2 separate regions of the Mus musculus genome follow, and region 1 is linked to region 2. The links are chromatin loops, found by intact Hi-C in ENCODE. Cell type or tissue: left cerebral cortex. All regions are shown on one strand. Links, peaks and the distances in the headings refer to the core of each region. The heading gives the core; the rest is flanking DNA. Region 1 has its middle 96 kb from the start of Gm39448. Region 2 holds the start of Stt3b (STT3, subunit of the oligosaccharyltransferase complex, homolog B (S. cerevisiae)).

What was found. Peaks named below come from ENCODE experiments on the same cell type or tissue, not always from the same donor. Only the 100,000 strongest peaks of a DNase experiment are listed, where the experiment ranks them.
Region 1: a loop joins it to region 2, with 2.0 times the contacts of the local background. A loop is called at or near these places in 2 of 42 quality-filtered maps.

What each region holds. Positions count from the first base shown.
Region 1 is chr9:115,560,157-115,565,528 of GRCm38, forward strand. No RefSeq gene overlaps it. Among named protein-coding and RNA genes, the nearest start is that of Gm39448, 96 kb to the right of the region's middle. In left cerebral cortex, for the core only: no CTCF peak of the experiment used is centred there; DNase peaks (open chromatin) are centred at 2,988 and 4,386.
Region 2 is chr9:115,307,777-115,313,119 of GRCm38, forward strand. It overlaps Stt3b (STT3, subunit of the oligosaccharyltransferase complex, homolog B (S. cerevisiae)), which reads right to left and starts at 2,692. Exons shown (of 16, transcript NM_024222.3): 1 at 1,976-2,692. The coding sequence starts at 2,280. In left cerebral cortex, for the core only: CTCF peaks have their summits at 808, 1,008 and 2,643; DNase peaks (open chromatin) are centred at 119, 1,382, 1,471, 2,041 and 2 more places; H3K4me3 peaks cover 3,629 bases; H3K27ac peaks cover 2,486 bases.

The DNA of each region.
Region 1 (5,372 bases), core at 246-5,245, 250 kb after region 2:
AGAGAACAGAGAACAGAACAGAACACAGAACAGAACACAGAACAGAACACAGAACAGAACACAGAACAGAACAGAACAGAACACAGAACAGAACAGAACAGAACAGAACACAGAACAGAGAACAGAACAGAACAGAACACAGAACAGAACAGAACAGAACACAGAACAGAACAGAACAGAATACAGAACAGAACAGAACAGAACAGAATACAGAACAGAACAGAACAGAATACAGAACAGAACAGAACAGAATACAGAACACAGAACACAGAACACAGAACACAGAACACAGAACACAGAACACAGAACACAGAACAGAACACAGAACAGAACACAGAACAGAACAGAACAGAACAGAACAGAGAACAGAGAACAGAACACAAAACAGAACAGAACGGAACACAGAACACAGAACACTGAGCAGAACAGAACAGAACACAAAACAGAGAACAGAACAGAACAGAACAGAACAGAACAGGAGACCAGACCAGACCAGACCAGACCAGAGACCTGGTGTGCTGCTGTATGGGGATGATCTCAGTGTTGGGGAGGCAGAGACAGCCTGTGGATTCCCCAGGGCATTGGCCAGACAGCCTAGCTTACTTGGCAAGTTCCAAGCCTGTGAGAGACTCTGCCTCAAAAGAAAATCCCAAAATAGATGGTGCCTGAGAAATGACACCAAGGTTGTCCTCTTGTCTCTGCATAGACACCTACACATCTACACACACAACCAACCAATACACACACACACACACACACACACACACACACACACACACACACACACACACAATTTAAGAATAACTGAAGAGCTGTTATTAGACACTCAAGCCAAGAGGATGCCATGGCTTTATGTCTGGGTCAGGCTACCCCTTCCACTGTGTGCCTGCTCTGCTGTCTGGCAGTCTCCCTTTCCAGGAAGACTGGACTGTACCCTGGTGCTAAAATGTAATCCCCTGAGTTTTCCTTGAGTACGGATTGGCTTTTCTTCTGGCAAGTGCTGTCATCAGGCATTAATCTGACGGAAGTTGTGTGGAACGCTAGCACTCAGGTGGGTGGAGACTCTATGGGAGTGACTTTTAACAAAACAGAAATATGGAGCCTGAGCATGGGATTTCCGGGTGACCAGAGATGAGGAACCACAGCCAGGTGAGGTAGGATGCAGATGCAGGTTGGCAGGGAGGTGTCTGTGAGCAGCTTTGCTCCCACCGCCCCTGGGCCTGTGGTTGCCCCCCTCCCCAGGCCTGTGGTTGCTTGCACCCCATTCTCTCTGTACCCTTGTGTTCTCAGACTTAGTTTCTTGTGGTTTCTGAGCTTGTCATCTCGTCCCCAGGAAGCCGTGGCTTCCCCGAGAACAGGGTTGTTGTAGTGTCTCTGTCTGTCTCCCATGGGGTGTTGAGCCGTTTAGACAGCTGAGTTCTTGAATCTAGCTCTTAATATGCATAAAGAACTATATATCGCTTATTAATGTATTTGTTTACATTATATTTCAGTTTATTCACATAAGTATGTTAATCTATATTTAAATGGTTCTATATCGTCATTTAAAGATTCCTGAATAGACTTGCCTGTGCAAGTGTATGCTACATGTTTGCTGACTTAGCCATTTCCCCATCATCTCCTTATCTGGACCCTTAACCTCCCCCATGTGACATTCATTTTGTCTTAAAACTCTGAGGATGCCTGGGACCTCTTCCACAGGATAGAACTTTTAAGTGCATCAAGAGTAAAATTCATACGATTAGACAATTCTAATGAGATACAACTCTCAAACCAATTTCAACGAGACACACCGATAATGAGAAACAGCTATAAAAATGTTTCAGACGACTCTTCCTTGTTCATTTGTGCGATTGTAATGTCCTATTTCTTTATTAATTCATTAAGTATCATGAGCAGTGGGACAAACGCTTCTGTCATTTCAGTCTTGAGTGAAGGTGGAGATATCAAAAGTTATGCGGGGATGTTTGCTGACACCTAGGAAGGATGGCTGAAGTTATCCCTACAGCTTTTAGGATCAGAGCTTGGGCCCTAACAAGCCAGGCTCAGCCACCCAACCTCAGTAGACATTTATACAGCAATAATGAAAAGCGACAATGAAAAGCGACAAAGGAAACTCGTCCAGTCTAGTCACATTAGGAAGAGGCACAGCAACCCTCTCCAAGTCCATCTTCAGGGTTCTGGCATGAGGCTCAGGTTTGAATAGAAGGTTCAAGGTCTACATAACTCAGCAGCTTTGGTCAAGGTGTGATCCTGCCCATCACTGCTTGGAGTCCAGCCTCTTCTGCAAGATGGTCTGACAGGTTCTCAGAACTGTGTGGAATCTCTTCCGGAGACACAAGCTCCCGCTCTGGCTGGCTCCAGGACTTCCGACTTTTCTTATGCATCTGCAAGTTTGCTGAAGTCCAGAATCTCACTCCCTACCCTAGGCCTGGGGGTTAGAATCTGTCTTATAGGAACACCTGTGGGTGATGTGGATGTGGATATGACTGGGCTGTGCAGGCAGGTGCTCGTTTGAACCGCTCCAGCAAGGAGCTGTGCATTTGAACAGTACGGAAAGATCTGCTGACTCAGAGACTACCTGGGGTATGACTCCCCTTATTATTACTGTGTTTGTTTATTTTATTTTATTTATTTTTTTTGCACAGCCTCTCACTGGGTGGAGCTTGCTAAGTAGGTTAGGCTGCCTGGCCCTGGAGCTCCAGGAATCTGCCTCAGTGCTGGAAATGGGATTGCAATTATATCCCAATCTTGCCTGGCAGTTTTTATTTGAGTTCTGGTAATTGAAGTCAGATCTCCCTGTTTGGTAGATGTTTGCCAGCTGGGCTCTCTCTGCAGGCCTAGCTACATTTCATAAGCAAATTCCAGGGCAGGGTGGAGTGTAACTTACTAATTGGTGACCTTTTACAGTGGGCATGGAGGCTGATGTGGCTTTTGGGGCTCCGTGACTTTGAGAAGGGCACTCTTATGCTCCCCCTGTCTTCTTCAGGTGCCGACTGGACCGCCTGGCAGGCCTGATCCTTGCGGGAGGCCCAGCAGCAGCTGTCCCCCCTCCTCTCAGAAATAAATCCGTACACTTCCTGTAGGAGATTATTCTGGTCTCAGATCCATGCCCAGTGTTCCTAGCTGACTCTTCTGAAACCCAGAGAGGACCAGTGTTGGGATGATCTTTTTTGCTGTCCCTTCATTGGCTCTGAATCTTCAGAGGACGAATCTAATTAATTAGCCTCCTCAAATCTCAACAATGCTGGTGCCCAAGAAGCTCAGCGTGGAAAACTGTGAGAATGTGTATTGTCAGCACCTAATCCCCAGTGATACAGGTAACACCCCCACCCCCACCTCACCCCCCAGTCGCTTTTCATTCCCTCCTCCTTTCAGACTGTGTTCACTTTCCGTCATTATATTCCATCCCATTCTCTCTATTCTTATAAGTCTCCTGAAACCACTTTTGGAATGGATTAAAGACACACATTCATAAATAAATAACGATACATATATAACGACAGACTCACATGCCTCAGGGTCATAGATCCTGACATACACCATTGCATTATGTACCTGCAGGGGTACTTGCCATACTCTTAGGCATTGGAGACTGCAAGGTAATTAAGCTACCGGTGGCTGCAATCGAAGACAAATTTAGTCTCGGTATCCTAGTTGATAATGCATTACTGAAAAAAGATAAGAAAGTCTTGGTAATCAAGACATCTGGGGGAGGCATTTCATTTATAAAATGTTCTTAAGGCATTCTGAAAGTGTTTTGAGCTCCTGGGATAGGTGGATGAGCCAGAGCCGGCATCTCTCTTCACTTAGTGGAGGGTCCTCAATGCCTCGCTTGAAAGCCAAGAATCGAGGCGTTGCTCAGAGATAGGATTATTGCTAAATGTGAGTAGTGCAACAGCTTCTTGTGCTTAGAGTAGTAACTCAGCTCCTTTCAGGGGCTGCAGACACTGCAGGATCTGGGAGCCTGCCTATTTCATCAGCTCCATATCACATCACTGTCTCAAGCTCCTTCCATCTTTAGAGTCTCTGCCTGTCTTTACAGTTTGGTCTGCTTCTCCCTTCTCCCCATCCCTGTACCAGCCCAATGCGTACCAGCACACTTTAGGACTTAAAGGGTGACTGGAGACAGCTTAAGGGAGGGAAGGCCTATCTGGGATTGTAACCATTGGTATCAATTCTCAGTTCAATGACTGGGAGGGAGCCTTTGAGCATACCTGTGAGAGAGTGCCTATAAGCTTGGCCCCTGGGAACTGTCTATGAGGGGTTGTTTTGAGTATGCTAATTGGTACGGGAAGACTCATTTTAATTGTGGGTGGAACCCTTCCTGGTGGTGGGGGGCCCCAGAGCTGTGTAGGTGGATAAAGAGCTGACTTGCCTGCATTGCTCTTTTCTTCTGAACACAGAAATAATCTAACAGATGGCTCCAGCTCCTGCCTCTGTGGCTTCCTTGCTATGACAGACTGCAGTGTGGAAGTACACAGTTAAAAGAAGCCAGCTCTTTCTCCCTTAAGTTGCTTTTGTTAGGGTATTTTCTCATTGTAACAGGAAAGGAATCTAAGACATTGACCAACTGAGAGAGCTTTTGTTGAACTGGGTTTTCAGCCTCCCTCCCTCCCTCCCTCCCTCCCCCTCCCTTCCTTCTTCCTTTCTTCCTTTCTGTTGGCATTTCTACCTTGCTCTCTTGCTCTTCCTCTCTTACCCTTTTCCCTCTCTGTCCCTTCTCTCCCCATTCCCCTACCACCTCTCTCTCCACGTGTTTATGGCTGGCTTGGCTTCTCTGTCTCTGTCTCTGTCTCTGTCTCTGTCTCTGTCTCTGTCTCTCTCTCTCTGTGTCTGTCTGTCTGTCTCTCTCTGCTTTTCTCTGTCTCTACCCCCTCAACTCCTGTGGGGAGCCGCCCTCACATTCGCCGTTGCAAGATGGCGCTGACATCCTGTGTTCTAAGTGGTAAACAAATAATCTGCGCATGTGCCAAGGGTAGTTTTCCACCCCATGTGCTCTGCCTTCCCCGTGACGACAACTCGGCCAATAGGTTGCAGCCAATCAAGGAGTAATACGTCCTAGGCGGAGAATAATTCTCCTTAAAAGGGACGGGGTTTCGCCATTCTCTCTCTTGCACTCTAGCGCTCTTGCGCTCTGGCTCCTAAAGATGTAAGCAATAGAGCTCTTGCTCTGGCTCTTGCTTCTTGCTCCTGAAGATGTAAGCAATAAAGCTCTTGCGCTCTTGCCCTCGCTCTTGCTCTCTTGCGCTCTGGCTCCTAAAGATGTAAGCAATAGAGCTCTTGCTCTTGCACTCTTGCACTCTTGCGCTCTTGCACTCTGGCTCCTAAAGATGTAAGCAATAGAGCTCTTGCTCTCTTGCTCTCTGGCT
Region 2 (5,343 bases), core at 1-5,000:
CTTTACTACACCTATCTGCTAATTAGAATGCTCTAACATTCCAAGCATAACATTTCATCAAAAATAAACAAACATTTAACACTACCGCTGGTAGATGGGAGAGCTTAGTTAAGTAGGTAGGCCTTAGCTGTGGACACTTGCAGATCAGCAATGTGAATTAAAATGTAAGTGGAGCAGACTCAAGTCAAAGAACTGTTTCCATACACAGCAGAATAGAAACAAAATAGATTTTCATGAATAAAAAAAGTTATGCTCTTCAATTCCTAAAGCCATCTAATCTAAGCCGCCTCAAGTGCAGCTTTACTAGGGGAAAATGACAAAAAGAAACTTTAAAATCGCCTTGTCATTTATTTGTGCATTTATCTGTAATTATTAATTTCAGCTTCTGAGTGCACTCCTAACAGTTCCCAGCCTTCCATTTGTAAAAAATGTTACTTCATGGAAGTATCTGTACAATTACCCTGGAAATATTTCCAGTTTTTGTTCCACCCCGTGCTATCTTCATCTGAAAAGACACAACTTTCTCTTTTCATGTTGTTCAGTAAATTCTGCGGCTTTCATTTCTAGTCAATCTCAGTTTTAATCTAATTGATTGTTTCAAAGAATACTCTATCTAGTTAGTTAAGACTTCACAAATATTCGTAGGTTCGTATGTAATCTCCACCAACATGATTTTCTCCTCTGGTTCCAAATAACATAATGGTCATTTATAAAGCAAATCTAATGTTAGAAAAAAATGGAAACCTCTTAAAATAGGACGAAAACACCTCACAGCAGGCCATCACTGTAGCTCACTGCTTCTCTAAACAGGTTTTCCTTGAGTAGGCCCCTCTGGTGTTCAATAGATATTGCAGCATAAATATTTTTCTTAAAGTACAACTTAAATCTGATACTTAACACATAAGCCCCCCCCAAAAAACTCATTTATAACCTATATATGTACTAACTCTTAAGAAGATTCTCTGTGCATTTCAAATGGTAAGACAAATACCCTACCGTTTAATTATGTCTAATTACAAGTAAGATTAGTTCAAGGTTGATAGGGCAGCCTGAAGAATAAACTAGTTTAAAGAGGCGCGCTGGCGCTCGCTCTCAATCTCTCTCTGGGGGAAAAAAAAAACAAAAAACAAAAAACAAAAAACAAAAAACTTAACTCAGGTTGGGCCAGGAGGAAGAAAGTGAAAAGCAATCTTCCCGTGTAGGTAACTCAGTGTTCGAAGTTAAGTCCCTAAAACCAGTGAGTGCCATGCAGAGCGTGCAACTTCGGCACCACAATCTAGACTCTCAGCACTGTGGTACGGCTTGCTCTCTTCTCCACAGACCTTCCAGCAGACACCAATAAAAGAACTCATGCAACCCAGTCGGATATTGTAGCAACAACGAGGGTGAGAGTTCAGCTAACAGAAAAACGATCTCGCTCTAAAAAGCAACGCAATACAACTGTGCAAATAGTGTGGCGAGCTGAGAGCACTTAAGGGCCTTAGGGGGGAAAGAGACACTCCGGAAAATACCTGGTGCTGGAAAAACACGAGGCGCTACCACTGCGCTCGCTTTCGGGATAATATTTTCCCCCCCTACATTCTAACACTCCACTCTCCCGGAAAGAAAGCATGAAACTGCGAGGCTGAGCGGACAAGGGGTTCCAGTCACCACCAGCAGCCAGAAGGCAATCCCGGGGCTGCTCCGATGGCAGGAAGGAGAGAAATGAAATAAAATGCAACAAGGCGCAAAGCTGCGGCGGAGAGGGCGTGGGGAAGGGGGCCCCCGGAGCAAGCCGGGGCGCGGCGGCGAAGAGGCGCCGCGCGGAGCCGGCCCACCCCGGCGGCCGAGGACCCAGGCTCCGCTCCCAGGCAAACTTCGCCAAGCGGGCAGGGGGCGCGCCCGGCCCGGCCCGCGGGAGACCGGGTGGGATCCGAGGGGCTCCAGACAAACGGGGACCGCGGGCTGCCTGCGGGGGAAGGGCGGGCACACTCACCACGGGTCGAACTCGTGGATGATGCTCTCGAAGCGGATGACGGCGAAGAGGCGCGAGCTGAAGCCGGCCAGCCAGGCCAGGAAGAGGATGGTGAAGGAGAGCAACGACTGCCACCCGGCCGGCTGCGACAAGCCCCCGGACAGCCCCGCGGGGGGCCCCGGCTTCGGCGCCGCCGCCCTGGACGCGCTCTGGGTTCCGGGCCCATGGTGCCCGTGGCGGCTGTTCCCCAGAGCCATGAGGCCGCTCCACGGGGACGAGTTGAGGGACGACTTGTGCTTGCTCTCCGGGGCCGAGGGCTCCGCCATGTTGTGCCCCGGCGGCGGGTCTCGCTCGTCCTCCGCGGCCACCGCCGCCGCCTGGAGCGAGGGGTGCTGGGCGGAGACCCAGAGGAGGAGGAGGAGGGCGACGGCGACGACAACGAGGAGGAGGAGGAGGCGGAGGCGGAGGAAGAGCTGGGCGCGCTCCCGCCCTCAGCACCGCGAGGCCGGGACACTGGGGGTGGTGGAGGCGGCAGCGATCCGAAGTCTCCGCCTCAACAGTGGCCGCGACCGTCGCGGTCTCAACCCAAAAGGCCCCTGCGCCCCACTAGCCATCCGTGTCCCCCGTGCGGCTGAGGAGGCGGCGGTGGCGGCGAGAGCCGACGGGACGAGGGCGCCAGAGGAGCGGCGGCTCGGAGCGGCAATGACATTCCCCCGCCCGCCCAGCCGCGAGGAGCACAAAAGGGGAGGAGCCCCCTGGAGTCCGGGCGGAGCTCAGGCAACCTTTGACTCCGCCCCCTCGCCCAACAGGAACTGGCCCCTCCGCCTGTCACAGAGCGACAGGTCCGTTAAGGGGCGGGGCCGGAATGGCGGCGTGCGCCAATAGGAGCGCGAGCGGGGCCTTGGGCGGGGCTTCGGCTGAATGGCCCTCCACCCCCTCCGCCTCGCGGCCTCCCGCCTATTCGCCGCCGGCCGTGGCTACGATTTCATTGTCAGTTGAAAGACGCGGTTTCGCGCGCGAGCCCGTTCGGGGCCCTGGGGAAGGGCACCAGGAGGTTCGGCTCGCTTCCCCGCGCGGATTCCGACTCGAGCAGCAGAAGGTCCCACGTCCCAGTCGACCGAAGGAACAGAGAGCACGGCTTGGCCGGGTGCTCGGCGGCCGTGACTTTTAACCCGCTCAGCGCGGGGCGCCCGCCACGTGACGGGGCGCGCAGGCGCGGTGCGGGGCCCTAGGCGCGTGGGTCCAGCCGCTGTGCTGAACGTGCCAGAGTGAGTGGCTGGGTCGCTACATTCTCTGTCCCCGCCCTGCTGCTCTGAAAACTTGGAGTGGGCAGATGTCGTCCGAGCTGCAGTAAGATGTAGCCAGGCGGACACACACATAAATGTCACATTCTTTTTGCTGTGTTCTCCAGGACTTTTTTTTTTTTTTTTTTTTTTTGCAGCTCAATCTTTTGACTGCAAGAATTCATTATTTACACCTGCCTACGTTCCGTCACCAAATTAACTTTTCCTGGACTGTATTAGCTATTGCCCAATTTTCACTCTAGCCAACTGAAACGTAGGAACTTTTCCTTGTCTGGGGCAGTTTGCTTGTACCTTCTCCTTCCTCCACAACTAGCTCCGCCCATCCCCAAAAGGACAAAAGTCAGAACTAAAGATCCGGAGGGTCATTGCAGTGTTAGAAGCCCTCTTGGCAGGTACAGAGGTTAATGTAGAAACAAGGGCCGGCTAATATTTCACTGGTTTCTCGTGTACATTCACAACTGTCCATCTTGTTAGGGAACACCAGAATCTTTAAAATGTGTGTAAAGATTAAGTCCTGTAAATTTGCAAAATAAAATTATGTTCCGTTGCTCATTGTCAAAGGTTAGGTAAATGAACAAATGTACCTAACTAATAGGCTCAGCCACTCCCAACCTGGTGATTAACTTTGCCGGTTTCCTTATAAAAATAAATAGACTCTCATCAGGGAAAATGAACAGCTTCCATAAATAGACCTCCTCACCACCATTTTAATATCCAACATTTATTAAACATGTAAATTTTAATGAGATTCATAGTGGAATATTAACCAATCCCTTAGAACAAAGAGGTGACATGGCCTTTCTCAGAAAAGTGCACATTAAAATGGCAGCGTTTATTTTTGCCCATGTTTCATGAGCCAATGTTCTATTAATCTAAAATAACAGAATTTATCTGACGACTCTCATTTTAGACATTTTGGGTGTCTCTGGTGTTGCAGATGTTCCCTGATGAGTTTCTCTGTCTTCTTCCTCTTGGCTGTTTAATCGCGGGAGGCCCCATGTGAAGGGGAGTAGAAACAATTAACAATAAATTATAAAACACAAGTCACCTGTGTGGGACCATCCCTTCATCTTTGTGTGTGAGAGTGGGCATACATGTACTAAGGCATAGCATGTGGAGGTCAAATTACATGCTCAGATGTTGGTCCTTTTGACACACCAGGTTAGCCTCCTGTCTCAACCTGTGGGTCTTGATCCTTGTGTCAAACTTCTATCTCCAAAAGTATTTCCATGGTGACTCATGACAGTAGCAAAATGGCACTTATGATGTAGCAACAGAAATAATTTTTATAATCGGGGGTCACCACAACACAAGGAGTTGTATTAAAGGGTCACAGCATTAGGAAGGTTGAGAACCACTGCCTCAGGGCGTTGGGATTATAGGCACCTGCGGTCATAGCCAGCCTTTTATGGTTCTGGGAATTCAAACTGAAGTCTTCATACTTGCGTGGCTCCTTAATATAAAGTGAGTTTATCTGAGAACACTGCGGAACACGGTTCAGAAACATAAGGAAACTCAGGGTCATGATGTGGACAAGGACAAAGAAGGAGCCCGTGGGAAAGCATGAGGACGTACTCTAGCGGGGAACTGGAGAGCAGTGGTCCTGTCCTCCCACCCACGTCAGTCAGCTCCAGGTACGCCTGCTGTGTAAACTGTGGCAAACACTGGAGGAGCAGTCCAGGGAAGACTGATGGACAACCGGATGGGAGCGTTACCCGAGGAAGCAGAACCGCAGAAAGGATGGCTCAGAGGAAGAAAAGAAAGAGAAGGAAAGACCCTGCAGTGCTAGAAAGAGGAACGCAAGGGACTCAAGAAAAGACTGGTACAGCCACCACGCAGATCGGATCGTAGCGCGGACTGGGAGAGGTCATGCTGAGAGGGACACTGTACATTGCTTTAACTTGAGAGTGTTGGGAGGATTTGAAGTTGGATGTAGAGTGTGTTTAAGATGAGTCACGTGATCCGGTGTGTGCTTTAAGAAGACTCCAGGGACTGTAATATTTGTTTTGAGAGGCGATCAGTAAGAGCACATCTGTAGATGATCCGAGAGTCCTCAAGTTTACTCTCAGACCTTAGAAATGGTCG